Regions from separate parts of the Homo sapiens genome. Here region 2 is linked to region 1. Evidence: chromatin loops called from intact Hi-C (ENCODE). Cell type or tissue: B cell. All regions are shown on one strand. Each heading gives the region's core, and the rest is flanking DNA. Links, peaks and the distances in the headings are about the cores only. Region 1 overlaps CFAP54 (cilia and flagella associated protein 54). Region 2 overlaps FGD6 (FYVE, RhoGEF and PH domain containing 6).

Region 1 (8,340 bases), core at 38-8,037:
CTGGTCTCGAACTCCTGATCTCAGGTGATCCACCAGCCTTAGCCTCCCAAAGTGCTGGGATTACAGGCATGAGCCACCATGCCCAGCCTGAAGTTAAGTTATATTTCAAGTACTCAATCAAAATGAAATGAAAGAAGGAAAAACAAAAAATAGAGTGTATTAAATGGTCATTAGAAAGTGTATTCAATTAGCTTGGCATAGTGGTGTGTGTCTGTAGTCCCAGATACTCCAGAGACTAAGACTGCAGTGAGCCGTGATCAGACCACTGCACTCCAGCCTGGGCAACAGAGCAAGATTCTGTCTTAAAAAATAAAGAAAGAAAACAAAAGAAAAACAAAGTGTACTAAATGGTGGTTAGCAGAGAAAAGCAAGACAAGAGTGTACATACTAAGTGATAAGGAACACAAAACTAAACGAGGAGGGAAGGTGGCTTGTATTCAAGAGCAAAGTGAGGATGGAAAGACAACAGATAGAAGTTTTTGAGATCTATTGCACAGCATGGTGATCATAGTTAACAATAACGTATTGCATATTTCAAAATTACTAGTAAATAGATTTTAAGTGTTCTCACTACAAGAAAAAGGTATGTGAGAAGATGAATATGTTAATTAGCTTAATCATTCCACAGTGCATACATTCAACAAAACATCACATTGTACCTCATAAGTATATACAATTATTATTTGTCATTTAAAAATAAAAATCTTAATTTTTAAAATTCCAAAAATCTTACTCAGAAATGGAGCAAAGAAGGTGAAAATGAATAGAGAATAAAGGAGAGAGCAGAAAGGAGGGTGAGAGAGAAAAACAATGGAAAAGCCAAGCCAATTTGTGCAAATAAAGCTGAACTTTTGTCTTTTCTTCATTTCAATTCTTTGGTTGGGTTTTGTTTTTCCCCTGGCAGGCATCTAAGGAAGAAAATGCTGGATACGCTCTATTTTAAAATATTGGGCCTGGACACAGTGGCTCACGCCTGTAATCCTAGCATTTTGAGAAGCCAAAGCAGGCAGATCACCTGAGGTCAGGAGTTCGAAATCAGCCTGATCAACATGGCAAAACCCTGTCTCTACTAAAAATACAAAAATTAGCCGGGCATGGTGGCGCATGCCTGTAATCCCAGCTACCCAGGAGGCTGAGGCAGGAGAATCGCTTGAACCTGGGAGGTGGACGTTGCAGTGAGCCGAGATCACATCACTGCACTCCAGCCTGGGCAACAAAGCCAGATTCCATCTCAAAAAAAAAAAAAACTCGACTCCTCAGAGTTAAAAAGCAGCATACCTCTCCGTGAATCCCGGCATGGCAGTCATAGCAGCACTGGCAAACAGCTGTGTAGAGAGTAGCGCGCCATGTCAAGTACCTGAGTGACAGGAGCGGGACCAAGGACTCCATACACATGCTGGCCCACAGGAGATACTCTAAGGCCTGCAAAATAAAGGGCACCATTGGATTTGTTTTCATTTGAAGTTAATAATGATAATTGTATTAAATATAATCAAATTCTAAGTTGTGAGCACAAGTTGCTGATTACTCAAACCAAAAATACCATAAATAACGTGTCAAGAAGAAACAAGCATTTAAAAAGTAAAAGATAATTTAAAAGCTCAAAATCTCAAGCCATTTTGGAAGACATCCTAAAATGTCTTTTTTGTTTGTTTATTTGTTTTTAGACAGAGTCTTGCTCTGTCACCCAGGCTGGAGTGCAATGGCACAATCGCAGCTTACTGCAACCTCCGCCCCCTGGGTTCAATTGATTCTCATGCCTCAGCCTCCTAAGTAACTGGAACTACAGGTGTGCACCACCACACCTGGCTAATTTTTCTATTTTAGTAGAGAGGGGGTTTTACCACGTTGACCAAGCTGGTCTTGAACTCCTGACCTCAAGTGATCCACCCGCCTCGGCCTCCCAAACTGCTGGAATTACAGGCATGAGCCACTGCACCCGGCCTGTCTTGTCTTATTATAAGCCTCTCTGCTCATTTTTATTAACATTTACCATGTCAACAGTAGTCTAGGAATTAACTCCAATGATACAATTGTTATTTGTTGGCCTGGAACCAGTATATGATTCTGAAGATTAGCTGGTATAGGAGGTAAGGAAAATGAAAAAGGCTTACAGCCTGGGGCCTGTGATGCTTAGTAGAAATGGTCCAAGATTAGAATCAAATAAACCTGGATTTTGGTCCCAATTTTACCACCTAGTGGCTGGATCATTTTACCTCTTTACGCCTCAATTTTCTCATCTGTAAAATGGGTATTTTTTCACATTACAATAGTGCTGTTATGGAGAAAGTGACAACGTACATGACATGCTAGGAAAATACTTCCATAATCTAAAATAAAATCCACCTTAATATACCTCCAGTGCATTGGTCCTCATGTCTTCCAGAACAGCACAAAGCAATCCAGAACTCACTTCTAAATTACAGCCATCCAGAAATCTAAAAACATTTATGTAGCCTGCCCTCTCCCTCAGCTCTCTCGTCCAGGGTAAATATCCCCAAGCACTTCCATCCCTCACGGAACTGCACTGCCCTTCTCCACCATGATTGGCCTTCTGTGGCTTTACCCCAGGTTGCCAGCATCCTTTCAGGGTGTATGGCTAGACCACAGTACAGTGAATGCTTTCAGTCCCTGGTTGTGGACACTGTACCTCTTCTAAATTAGACTAAGGTTGATTCCTTGCTGTTTTTGTTGTTGCTGTCATTGCTATTGTTGTGAACTTTGTGAACTGATATGAAATTAATCATATCACCAAAAACCCTCGAATTTTTCTCACATTTGCTGCTCCCTAACAATCTCTATTTCAGATTTTTGCATTTAGATTGTTGTGGTTTGGGTTGGGTGGTATATGATTAAGCCATGCCTAAATTTCCCCTTTAAATTCACATCTTTCTAAAATCCTTCAGGACTCCTGGTATTAGAAATTTCACATTTCAAAATGAAAATAGCTTCAGTTAACAATTGTTCACATTGTATTTGATTTGCTATGGAAAATCAAAGTTTTTTGTGCCAGAAGAGATCTTAAAAGTAACCTAGCTTGACTCCATGAGGCTAAACTCACTCTAATCAAAAGAGCTGGGGCTGAAACTCAGGTCTTTGAACTCCCAAATGCAGTGTTCTTTCCACTACACAGAGGAGCCCTGACAAAGGGGAGAAGCTCACCATAAACCACTTAGGGTTATGAAAAACCATCTTTCAAGTTTAAACAGGAAAAGCCATTTTCAAAATATGACTCAATTTGTAGCATTTTTTTCTTACCCTTAAAAGCTACAAATAATTGTTTCTATTAATTAAAAAATTTAATAGGATACATCAGGACTATTCTCTTCATGGAAAAAAAAAAAAAAACTTTAAAAAGTCAAATGATATCCATATCTAAAACATGGCCCCAGTAAGAGCATGTTGCAGGTGTTGAGCAGGAAATATACATACGATTAAATCAGCTCAGCCACAGGATGGCGCTGCAGCCTCATTTATATCAGCTTACACCATTTAAAGAAAATGACAAGCAATTTCAAAGTTAGGACTTAAAGTTTGTGTAATGGTACGTGAAATAATTTGACAGTAACTGTTCAAGCCACATACGTTGTCAAACCATTTCAGTTTCATAGTAAAATGAAACAGAAATCAATCGTTTCTTAGAATGAACAGATTCTAGATGTATTCTTTAATGTTTGCTGAGTACTATACTACAGTTTTAAATGCCACCAAAGAAGCTAAATTATTCCATAAACAAAAGCAAAATGGTCATATGTCTTCAGGGAAAGAGGTTTCAGAAGTCCGACCGCCCTCTATTCCCTAAGCTTATGCTGGTGACCTGCTGCAGCACTAAATTAGGTGTTTCTCACCTACGGAAGAGCCCCTGGTTAGTTTTGGTTTTCAGGATGTCTTTAGGAAGATAGGGTTATATCAGAAAATATCAACCCCTTCCCTGCAGCTTCTCCATTTGAGTATGTAAACCAAAATAGAATGGGTCATGACGGGATTCTATTTAGTCAACAGACATGCATTATTCTAATGGTACAGAGTGACACTGCCCCTGGTCTCAGCACATCTCTGACTAGATGTGTGACCCTAAGCAAAGTAACTTTTCCCAGCCTCAGCTTCCTTATCTATTATATAAGATAGAGGTAATGGCCGGACGCAGTGGCTCACACCTGTAATCCCAGCACTTTGGGAGGCCGAGGCGGGTGGATCACGAGGTCAGGAGATCAAGACCATCCTGGCTAACAAGGTGAAACCCTGTCTCTACTAAAAATACAAAAAATTAGCCAGGCATTGGGGCGGGTGCCTGTAGTCCCAGCTACTCAGGAGGCTGAGGCAGAAGAATGGCGTGAACCCGGGAGGTGGAGCTTGCAGTGAGCCAAGACCGCGCCACTGCACTCCAGCCTGGGCGACAGAGCGAGACTCCATATCAAAAAAAAAAAAAAAAAAAAACATAGAGGTAATGACAGCACCTTTCTCAAAGTGGTGGTGTGAAGATTAAATGAGATGACAAATGAAAGTGCTTACAAGCATACTTGATGACGGTAGGCATTCATTCAATCAATGTTAATGATGATGATGCTAGTGCCCACCTCATAAGCCTTTCACAGGACCTAGCACATGGTATAGATTCAATAATAACAAAAGCTAGCCATCATGCCTAGATCCTATAAAAACGGGAGTTTAGACAGCATGAGGAGCCCAGGTCTATTTCTCCTTCCGTCTTAGGCTATAACATACTTGAACTCTGAAGTCACTACAGTATTCAAAGCCCTCAGACCCAGGACATCTCACACACGGTGGGACCTCCAAAGACTTGTCTCCATTAAATGGACCCATCAAATCCATTTTTAGCCTCAGCTCAGGAATCAATTTACCAACTGGAGGTTTGGGAATTACTGGTGAAAATTATTAATTTCCTTGAAACAGAAAGAATGTCATTCAGATCTTCAGGTGCCAAATGTACAACCACCCACCCCTCCCCCAAAATTATTGCATCCCTCACCTCCCATCCCCATCCCACAAGACTGGCACCACAGAACTATACTCATTTTGGGCCAGGCACCGTGGCTCACGCCTGTAATCCCAGCATTTTGGAAGGCTTGAGGCGGGAAGATCACTGGAGGTCAGGAGTTCGAGACCAGCCTAGCCAATATGATGAAACCCCATCTCTACTAAAAATACAAAAAATTAGCCTGGCATGGTGGTGGGTGCCTGTAATCCCAGCTACTCAGGGGGCTGTGGCAGGAGAATCACTTGAACCCAGGAGGCAGAGCTTGCAGTGAGCTAAGACGGCGCCACTGCACCCAGCCTGGGCAACAGAGCAACACTCAGTCTCAAAAAAAAAAAAAAAAGAACTATACTCATTTTAGTGTCATTTTACAGGCGATTTAAGTTTTGAAATATAATGAACAAAAGAATAATTTTAGTGGCAAAATTTATGTACCCTGTGCTTTTATTAATTCATATAAAATATTATCGGTTCCCATGGTTTCCTTATGGTTGAAAAACTGAAGATTTATCTCCTAATAAGATTAGAATACCTATTTAATCAGCATGGCAAAATACTCAACTATCCTTATTTTATCAGAGACAAACTCAAGGTATATGAGGCAGAGAAGAAATGTCTTACAAAGGTTATGAATAAGAAATTATTTTAAGATGACTGTCACTTTAAAATTCTCTCAGTGTTAACAAGCACAAACACTAACAGTCAAATGTCGGCACAGACATTTCTGCCCTTCAAAGCTTTGGCAGCAAGCACTGCAGCAGACCAAACTATGATGGTCCTGTGAAGCCATGTTTGTTGTTGTTACACCAAGCGCAACCAGAGTATGCAAATTCTCTTTAGGAAATCATCTGGAACTGAATGTAGCATCATTGCAGTAGTCTGCGGGCCAAGTTTACATTAGGCCTGGGAGAGTCCCCCCTCAATTTAATTCACACTCAGAAAGCTGGCACAGAGCTTCTTCAAGTCACTGTCTGTCATAGAGTTTTTTAATTTGAGAAGCAAAACAGAGAGAGAACACATAATTAATGTTATCCATTGAGCATGCAAATTTCTTTACTTCCATTTTTATTTTTCAGATGTTGTCAACTTTTAAGATACTTGGCTATGCTTTGAGGAAATAAGAAAAAACATATCTCTCCTGAGTGTTAGAATATTCAGGGTAAGGTTCTGTATGGAATAAAGAATAAAGTAGTCATGTTTCAGATGCCAGCAACAACTCAAGCAGGGTCTCAACGGGAGTATATTCGCCCTTCTTGGCCTACATTCCAATAACTGGAAAACTAATACAGGGAATAAATATGTCTCCCGTGGACAAAAATGCTACCAACATTGTAGGGAAGTCAATAGAAGTGTCAGCAACTTCCTCAAGCTAACACTGAGCAGTGACTACTGGTAAGTAAGAATCTTATTATAAAATAAAGTCTCCTTGCCTTTGTCATGCAACTGGGTTAGAGTTTAAGTGTGCATTCACCCGATTAGCATGCAGGCCAGAAGTGGAAGCACTTCAAGCAGAATGAAATCCAAGCTCCGTATCATGACATAAAGGGGGTAACCATAGTTTATCATCCAAACCAGGACACCTTTTTTTAATTTTCTATTTTTTTTTCATTTGAGACACAGTCTTGCTCTGTCACCCAGGCTAGAGTGCAAAGTGGCACGATCTTGGCTCTCTGCAACCTCCGCCTCCCAGGCTCAAGCAATCTTCCCACCTCAGCCTCCCAAGTAGCTGGGACTACAGGCATGTGCCACCAGGTCCGGCTAATTTTTGTATTTTTTGTAAAGACGGGGTTTTGCCATGTTGGCCAGGCTGGTCTCAAACTCCTGGCCTCAAGTGATCTGCCAGTCTAGGTCTCCCGAAGTGCTGGGATTACAGGTGTAAGCTACTGCACCCGGCCCAGGCCACTTTTACTAGTAAAAGTGGGCACTACTGATAATTACTAACAGGACAACAGGCATAAACCGGGACTTTCCTGGGCAAGCCAGGACGGATGGTCACCCTACCTAAAGCTATAGCAACCAGATGGATGTTTACTATCAAGCGTGACAAGCATGACTATCTGAGAGACAGAGAATACTAACATTTTCAGGAATTTCCTTTCTTTTCATTAAATCATCTATATTTTTACATATGATCCCTATTAAAGCAAAACTAAGAATAATAAAGCTATATAATATATATTTACTAAATTTTATATTATATAATTCTCCAAATATTCCTTGTTTAACATTCAATATACTGTGTAATGAAAGCCTTAAGAAAAATAAAACAGGAAATAGAGGGGAAAATATTTTGTCAGTACATTTCATACCTTGGAAGACTGACCTATGACCATCAGTTTTCTGCAAATGGTGTAAATATAAATGGTACCTGGATGGAGAAAACGATTGTTAACATGTTTTACAGTCAAATGATAGAAATTTTATATTCCAATTTCTGTGGTTCAAGTCTGTAGTTCCCAAAACAAGTGATCTTATGAGGAAGTCTGATAATGGTATATAGAGTTATACTCATCATAATTTTTCTTGTAACTTGTAAACAAAATCATTAAAATAATTAACATGGCCGTATTTTAAATATGTTGACACAGGAATCTTCTAGTCTCATTTTACAGGCCATTTAACTTTTGAAGTATAATGAACAAAAGAATAATTCTAGTGGCATAATTTATGTACCCTGTGCTTTCATTAATTCATATAAAATATTACTGGTTCCCAGCTGTGTACAGTGGCTACGCCTGTAATCCCAGCACTTTGGGAGCCTGAGGCGGGAGGATCACGAGGTCAGGAGCTCAAGACCAGCCTGTCCAATATGGTAAAACCCCGTTTCTACTAATAATACAAAAATTAGCCGGGCGTGGTGGCATGCACCTGTAGTCCCAGCTACTTGGGAGACTGAGGGAGAAAAATCGCTTGAACCTGGGAGGCGGAGGTTGCAGTGAGCCGAGATCATGCCACTGCACTCTAGCCTGGGCGACAGAGCAAGACTCCATCTCAAATATATACATATATATATATATATATATATATATATATATATATATATATATATATAAAATTGGTTCCCATGGTTTCCTTATCATTTAAAAACTAAAGATTTATCTCCAAATAAGATCAGAATACATATTTAATCAGCATGGCAAAATACTCAACAAGGAAACTCATAATAATTTAAAAATCATAATGCATAACAGGGCACGTTATATTCACTCTCAGACTCATATAACATTTTTCCTATTATCAAGGTGTGTCCTACTAGCATTCTAGTGAAAAAATAGCATTTCCAACACCTAAGTAAGGACACATGCTTTTGTGTCAGACCATTAATTAAAAGAGGATAGAAGGCT
Region 2 (8,340 bases), core at 205-8,204, 1.4 Mb after region 1:
ACTACAAATAAAATCAGAGCTAAATATGAAGAATTATAAAACTGGCTATTTATTGAAACTCTAAAATGAGGACAGGATGAAAGATAGTTTTGTAGGCCCAGAAAAATTAATTATAAAGGAATATATATATATATATATATACATATATATATATATATCTTTTTTTTTTTTTGAGACGGAATTTTACTCTTATTACCCAGGCTGGAGTGCAATGATGTGAACTCAGCTCACTGCAACCTCCACCTCCTGGGTTCAAGGGGTTCAAGTGATTCTCCGGCCTCAGCCTCCCTAGTAGCTGGGATTACAGGTGCCTGCCGCCATGCCCGGCTAATTTTTTGTATTTTCAGTAGAGACAGGGTTTCACCATGTTGGCCAGTCTGGTCTCAAACAACTGACCTCAAGTGATCTGCCCGCTTCGGCCTCCCAAAGTGCTGGGATTACAGGGGTGAGCCACAGCAGCCAGCCTGTAAATGAAAATATTGACACTTTTCATTTCATTTTATTTATTTTATTTTTTGAGGCACATTTGCACCATTATAATAACATTAAAATATTATAAAAGTTTAAAATACAGTCAAAGTAAAAAGGCAAACAGCACATCAGAAAATATACCTCTAGGAAATTTTCATTTCAGCACAAATACTAAAAATAGACATCTAGACTAAAAATATGAACAAATATAATAACTTAGAAAAAAAGAGCACATAATAAATATATAGTGGTGTATTGTGTCCTTCGAATGATAACTATCAAATAAAACAGTTACCAATTCTATTAGCAATAAAAAACTGCAGCACACAAAATTGGCATTTACTGAAACTGTTATTCTCATATATTTGTATTAAAAGTTTCACATCCCTTTAGGAAAGGTTTTTTGTGATATGTATCAAGCACCCAAAAATAATTTAATATTTTATTTTATTTCATTTTATTTTTGAGGTGGAGTTTCACTCTGTCACCCAGGCTAGAGTGCAGTGGTGCGATCTCGGCTCACTGCAACCTCTGCCTCCGGAGTTTAAGCAATTCTCCTTGCCTCAGCCTCCCGAGTAGCTGGGACTATAGGCGCACACCACCATGCCCTACTAATTTTGTATTTTTAGTAGAGACAGGGTTTCGCTATGTTGGCCAGGCTGGTCTTGAACTCCTGACCTCAGGTGATCCACCTCCTTCACCCTCCCAAAGTGCTGGGATTACAGACATGAACCACCATGCCCAGCCTAAAATTTTTTTTAACTTTAATTTTTTTCTATATCACAAATCATGAAGCAAAAAAAATAAAAAATAAATAAATAAATAAATAAATTATTCTCCCTGATCCCAAGAAAAGAATCTGAAATATGGAAGAAGGCATGCTTTATTTATTTATTTATTTATTTATTTTTATTTATTTATTTTTGAGACGGACTCACTCTGTCACCCAGGCTGGAGTGCAGTGACGTGATGTCAGCTCACTTCAACCTCCGCCTCTTGGGTTCAAGCAGTTCTTCTGTCTCAGCCTCCTGGGTAGCTGGGACTACAGGAGCATTCCACCACACCCGGCTAACTTTTGTATTTTTGGTAGAGATGGGGTTTCACCATGTTGGTCAGGGAGGTCTCGAACTCCTGACATCGTGATCCTCCCGCCTCAGCCTCCCAAAGTGCTGGGATTACAGGCATGAGCCACTGCACCTGGCCTATTTTTTTATTTTTATTTTTGTTTTTTTGAGATGGAGTCTTGCTCTGTCACCCAGGCTGGAGTGCAGTGGCACAATCTTGGCTCACTGCAACCTCTGCCTCCTGGGTTCAAGCGATCCTCCTGCCTCCACCTCCCGAGTAGCTGGGATTATAGGCGTGTGCCACTACCCCCAGCTAATTAGTAGAGACAGGTTTTTGCCATGTTGGCAAGGCGGGTCTCAAACTCCTGACCTCCGGTGATCTGCCCACTTCGGCCTCCCAAAGTTCTGAGATTACAGGTGTAAGCCACCACACCAGCCGACAGTGCTAATCAGTGTTACTTATAAATCCAAACCCATTAACTTACAAAAGTAAAAGAGGACAGTATTTATAATTATGCCTGGACAGCAGGTATAAGGCAGGACTATATGGGGAGATAAGGTTGTATTGCCATCCTACTTATGTAAATAGCCAAAACAAATTAAATGCACTAAAGAGCTAATAGAACACCTAAGTACTGTATGATATACCCCTAGGATGGTTTTTAAGTCAAATCAAGCATTTATAAAAACAAGGAAATAGTTTAGTAATTGTTTTTCTCAGAGATGTTCATAGTTTAAGTTTTCCTCATTATTTAATTTTTCAAATTTTTCATTTTTTATTTTATTCAACAAAATATGTTTCATGATATTTTGGAATGAGAATCGTTACAGTTTTCATTCTGGTTCAGCCTAGTTATTTTATGCATGAGGATATTAACACACAAAAATGCTATGGGGCATGGCCAAAGTCCCATGCCTCAACTAGATGTGGCTGGACCAGGCAGAGTAAGCATTTCTATCTTTATTATTATTATCATCATCATCATCTAAAGACTTAGAGATGGGTCTCACTATGTGCCCAGGCTGTATCCTCCCACCTCGGCCTCCCATAGTGCTGGGATTACAGGCATGAGCCATCGCACCTGGCCCAGGAATTTCTGTCTTCTAATTCCAGAGCAAGGGCTCTTGACCACTTCGCCAAGCTGCCTTGAAGTGTCAGTATGTTTTGTAAGTTGACACTTGATGCTTGTTTTTGGTATTTAAAATGATCAGTACTTTGTTTCACAAGTCAGGCTAATTTTAGGTTGTTTCTTGCAAAATCTGAAACTTCATAAAACTTTACAAAGTCATATTGACTAGACTTACTTTTCTCTGGATCCCATAATTCTGTATGTGTTGCTGATCCCACTACATATTTATGGAGGAAAGAAGAAATCTGAAAAATACAAAGCAAGACATGTCCTCAAATTCAAAACACTTGACTTTGGAATGTTATCCCTCCTATACACTCATTTCCTCTGTGCTTTGCTGCCAAACATTTCTCAGTGCACGGTCCAGGAATCTGACTGGGTGTTGAATGCAAAAAGTCCCAGATTCCCACAGATGACTAATTTTTATTAATGGTTAACAGGACTTCCGACTAGTTTCTGCTCTAAGTTGGTTATGTATTGATTAGGTAATCAATGAGTGGTGGTAAGGCTCCCTGGGAACCCTTATACAGAAAACTTAGATTTCCAACAAGATATAGTATATATTGGGTCCTCATCCTTTCTCTCTCTCTCTTTCTTTTTTTTTTTTTTGAGACAGAGTCTCGCTCTGTCATCCAGACTAGAGTGTAGAGGTACAATCTCGGTTCACTGCAAACTCCACCTCCTGAGTTAGCAATTCTCCTGCCTCAGTCTCCTGAGTAGCTGGGATTGCAGGTGCCCACTACCATGCCTGGTGAATTTTTATATTTTTAGTAGAGATGGGGTTTCACTATATTGGCCAGGCTAGTCTCAAACTCCTGACCTCAAGTGATCTGCACACCTCAGCCTCCCAAAGTACTGGGATTACAGGCATGAGCCATTATGCCTGGCCGTGGGAATTTGTTATTGTTGTTGTTCTTGAGACAGAGTCTTGCTCTGTCACCCAGGCTGTAGTGCAGTGGCACGATCTCAGCTCACTGCAACCTCTGCCTCCCAGGTTCAAGCGAGTCTCCTGCCTCAGCCTCCTGAGTAGCTGGGATTACAGGCATGCGCCCCCATGCCCAGCTAGTTTTGTATTCTTAGTAGAGACAGGGTTTCACCATGTTGGCCAGGCTGGTCTCGAACTCTTGACCTCATGATCCGCCCACCTCGGCCTCCCAAAGTGCTGGAATTACAGGCATGAGCCACTGCGCCCGGTGGCCTTGGGCATTTTATATGAGAACAAAATTAACTTGTACTGGCACCGTGGCTCACACCTATAATCCCAGCACTTTGGGAGGCCAGGGTGAGAGAATCACTTGAGTTCAGGAGTTCAAGACCAGCCTGGGCAACATAGTGAGACATCGTCTCTACAAAAAATCAAAAACTTAGCCCAACGTGGTAGTACAGGTCTGTTGTCCTAGCTACTTGGGAGGCTGAGGTGTGGGACAGCCACTTGAGCCTGGGAGATTGAAGCTACAATGAGCATTGGTCACACCACTGCACACTCCAGCCTAGGCAACAGAGCGAGACCCTCCAAAAAAAGAAAGAAAAAAAAAAGGCAGCTTGCATATCCCTAGAAGTTGCACATAGTATGTTGTGTTCCAGTTAATTTTTTGCTACTCATGTTGGGTGATGGTGATGGAGTTAATTAACTTTTATTAATCAGTGATGCCACCTGGTGGCCAGAGAGTACATTTTGTAGTGTACCTACATGCTGAACCAACATCTGCTTTTTTTTTCCTTTGATAAAAATAACCTCAGTGGCATTTGAGGCAGTTTTATTAGTGAAGTTTTGAATAATGCTCAATTTGTTTTGGCAGGAGCAGAAAGGTCATAGAATACTACCAGTCTAACATGGCAAACTGAAATGACTGCTCTCCTCGTTGTTATTAGGAAAGCTTCTGCCGAATACCAGGTCCTAAGTGATAGGTAATAGGTGGTTCACTATGACCAATATAGGCGTGTCTGTCTGGTCTCCTTTCCTGGGTTTCACCTGGGTTATAACAGTTACTGGGGCAGCTACTGGTTTCCTGTTCCTCCCATCTGACTCAGGGTGATCAGTCACATTCTTATGCTGCAGTTAAGGCCCCAGGTGATTCTTAACTGTTTAAGGAGATCCAGGCCCTGCTCTCTTTGCCAAGGTAAAAGTTCTCAAAAAGATATACTGCAAGAAGATGCCCTAAAAACATGAATGGATGGATGGATGGGTTGATGGATGGATGGATGGATGGATAAGTTGGAGAGTTGGATTTTGTAGACCATAAAGATATTTTTAAAAATTGGCAAGGAGGGTAAACCTAACTCCGTTACTTCCTTGATTAATAGCATGATGTTGCAACGTGTTAACGGTGGGTTTTCTGCTCAGTGTATTTCAACTGTGTTCATAAAAGTTCATGTTTGAGTACAAGCAAAGAAAATGCAACTTAGAAGTTTATGAGGCTCAGCACAGTGATTCTGAGGTCAGGATTTCCTAATATGGACATCTTCTGGGGAGCCCTTTTGGTTTAGAGAAATGTCTCTGTTTTCATGGATATACTTCTGTATTAAAAAACAGAAATTTAAGACAAACTAGGAAGTCGCCATGAGTCCAATATTTAGGTAAATCTGCATTCCTTCCCACAACAAGATATAGTAACTATCTAACAGCTTAAGGAAAATCACTTGATTAATGAGGTAGCTTAGGGTTTGAGAACATCTAATAGGGAGGGTAGGGTAAGTTTGTCTCCCCAACCCTGTCAACTGTCAGCCATAGAAATGTTAAATGTTTGCACTCACCAGACACGGATTATGTAATATATTGAATGCATTCTGAGTGGGGTCAGAGTGAGAATATTTATTTTCATCTCCAGATGGGGCTAAGTGTAACATATAACTTATGTATTTTGTTAATTTGGGAATTTTTTATTTTTTGTGTGTGCCCACTTCATTTTTCCTTTATATTTTGCGGGGGATGCTCTCTTCATTCAGATTAAGATCTAAATTGCTAGCGATGGTCTCTGGCAAGATAGAACCTATGCCATGGCGCAGGGAAGCTTAATATGTTTATACATAACATCTCACCATGGCTTATTGCCAGTGCTGGATATTTATAAGGTGCACGTCTAGACTCACACAGGCTCTTAGATCACTGTCTCAAAGACTTACGAAGTTTCAGCAATTGGGCGCGTGTTTGTGTCATCTGTTATGTTTGAAGATCTGGCACCAATACCCCTGTTTTCCTTTGTTCCTCTGAGCATGATGTCATAAATCCATGAGATGAAGTTGTATCTATTCCATAATAGTACTAACTAGCAGTTGGGTCTGATAAAGATATATTCAGTCACTGAACACACCTTTCCTCCTTTCATTTCCTCAGTTCCCACTGGCATTAGAATTGGTTTCAGCATTTATTGCCTTTTACCTCAACTAAAATACAATCCTATCTAAAAAATAATATATTCTTGGCCAGGTGCAGTGGCTCACTGCCTGTAATTCCAGCACTTTGGTAGGCTAAGGCAGGAGGATTGCTTGAGGCCAGGAGTTAAAGACCAGCCTGGGCAATAAAGCGAGACCCTGCCTCTGCAAAAAAAAAAAAAAAAGCAGACATGGAGGCACACACCAGTAGTCATAGCTATTTGGGAGGCAGAGGCAGGATGATTGGTTGAGTCCAGGAATTTGAGGCTGTAGTGAGCAATGATTGCAGCACTGTGCTCCAGCCTGGACGACAGGGTGAGACTCTGTCTTGAATGAGTAAGTGAACTGTTTTTATTCAGTAAGCATTTATTGTCCCCTTTGTGCAAAGCCCCTGACTAAGTGCTATGTGAGAGAAAGATGTGTCAGATGACTTGCTCACAAGGAGCTTTGAGTCTAATGAAAAAGAAAATGATAGAAGCATAAAGTGAGACTGCTGTGTCATGTGTTATTCAAAGGCAGAAAACGTTTCTTTCAAATGGAAATTTTGTAAGAGAAGGGGCATTTAAGAAGAGCCTTGAAGAGTGTGAGTAGAATTTGTATAAGCGAGACAGAGGAAGGGATGGAGAAAAAGGGACTATTAGAGACAAAAGGTGTGAAGCCAGGGGGACACATGGGGAGTGTTTAAGGGGTTGCACAGATCAAATTTAGTCAGAACAAAGGGCCCATTTTAGGCAGTAGCAAGAGAGAGAGAAAAATTGATAGGGACCATGTAGCAGGGGGCTTTAAATTCCAGAAAGGAATTTGTATTAATTTAACAGGTAATGGGAGGCCATCCAGCATTTCTCAACAGAGAAGGAAGTATTGCCTTGAAATTCCATGACTTACCTTGGTGTTAAAGATTTATTAAATATAGGTTCTTCTATTACCTCTTTTTCTGTATTACAAGAACTACTATATACCATATTACTTATTTACAGACTATCTTTATCCAAACCAAGGTTTCTCAACTTCAGACCTATTGATATTTGGGGTCAGATAATTTTTTTTTTTGTTGCAGGGCTGCATTATAAGATATTTAGCAGCACGTCTGACGTGTGTGTGTGTGTGTGTGTGTGTGTGTGTGTGTGTGTGTGTGTGTGTGTAGTAGAGATGGGGTTTCCCCATGTTGGCCATGCTGGTCTTGAACTCCTGACTTCAAGTGATCCACCCCCTTTGGCCTCCCAAAGTGCTAGGATTACAGGCATCAGCCACCGAGTCCAGTCTGCATCTCTGACTTCTAACCACTAGCCACCAGTAGCCCCCGCTTTTCCCCAGTTATGACAACCACAACTGTCTCCAGACATTGCCAGATGTACCCTAGGGGGCAAATTTGTCCCCATTTGAAAACCACCTGTTTAAATACATATATTGAGTTCCCTTGGTGTCCTGAGCATTGTTAGACTCTTAGATTAACAAATCCAGGAGACTTTTAGGGATTGGATTAATGCCTTAGAATTTTATACTAGACGTGTGTCTGATCTCAAGATTAAAGTACTTCCTATGTGTTGGGATAAAAGCTGAATTGGGCATTAGGAGACCTGAATTCTCATGCTGGCTCTGCCAACTAGAGGTTGTGTGAGTTGGGTGAGATCCTTTGCTCAGTAATCTGATTCCTCATCTCTAAAATAACCAATGTTTCCTCCAAGGCTTTTTCTAGCTCTGACTCTATGTCTTGATTTCAAATTGATCTCAGGGCTTTATTTTTTCACATTTTTAGAAAGTTAGCACAAGTTGGACTAGCATGTATATTAACCAGCAAGACTAATGAAGTATTGAAAAAGAAAGATATGTGTTTGGGGCTCACTGGTTTATTGTACTTAAATACTTTTTTTTCTTCTTTTCTAGATTATTTGAAGAATCTCATAGAAGATGCTGGAGATTACAGAGACACTCAAGGTAAATAACTTCTGTGGTTGCAGAAGTTTTTATATTATGTTTATTTAGGTAGGGCTAGAAAGTAAAAATATATTGATAACAAAATCCATTACAAACTCTCTTCATACGACTTGAAGGGCAGGTGCGGTGGCTCACACCTGTAATCCCAGCAGTTTGGGAGGCCGAGGCGGGTAGATCACCTGAGGTCAAGAGTTTGAGACCAGCCTGGCCTACATGGTGAAACCCCTTCTCTACTAAAAAAAATACAAAAACTAGCCAGGTGTGATGGTGCACGTCTGTAATCCCAGCTTCTTGGGAGGCTGAGGCAGGAGAATTGCTTGAACCCGGAAGGCGGAGGTTGCAGTGAGCCGAGATAGCGCCACTGCACT

The links. Peaks named below come from ENCODE experiments on the same cell type or tissue, not always from the same donor. Only the 100,000 strongest peaks of a DNase experiment are listed, where the experiment ranks them.
Region 2: it touches region 1 in a loop (19-fold over the local background); 3 of 110 quality-filtered maps call a loop at or near these places.

What each region holds. Positions count from the first base shown.
Region 1 is chr12:96,512,010-96,520,349 of GRCh38, reverse strand. CFAP54 (cilia and flagella associated protein 54) reads right to left here. Exons shown (of 68, transcript NM_001306084.2): 5 at 7,306-7,364; 6 at 1,279-1,422. Among named protein-coding and RNA genes, the nearest start is that of CFAP54, 27 kb to the right of the region's middle. RefSeq lists a silencer at 3,519-3,628. In B cell, for the core only: CTCF peaks have their summits at 3,269 and 3,468 (motif pointing right); DNase peaks (open chromatin) are centred at 3,459 and 5,829; H3K4me3 peaks cover 327 bases; H3K27ac peaks cover 1,154 bases.
Region 2 is chr12:95,113,283-95,121,622 of GRCh38, reverse strand. FGD6 (FYVE, RhoGEF and PH domain containing 6) reads left to right here. Exons shown (of 21, transcript NM_018351.4): 9 at 7,922-7,972. Among named protein-coding and RNA genes, the nearest start is that of NR2C1, 44 kb to the right of the region's middle. RefSeq lists an enhancer at 6,150-6,883. In B cell, for the core only: CTCF peaks have their summits at 4,165 and 4,364 (motif pointing left); a DNase peak (open chromatin) is centred at 4,312.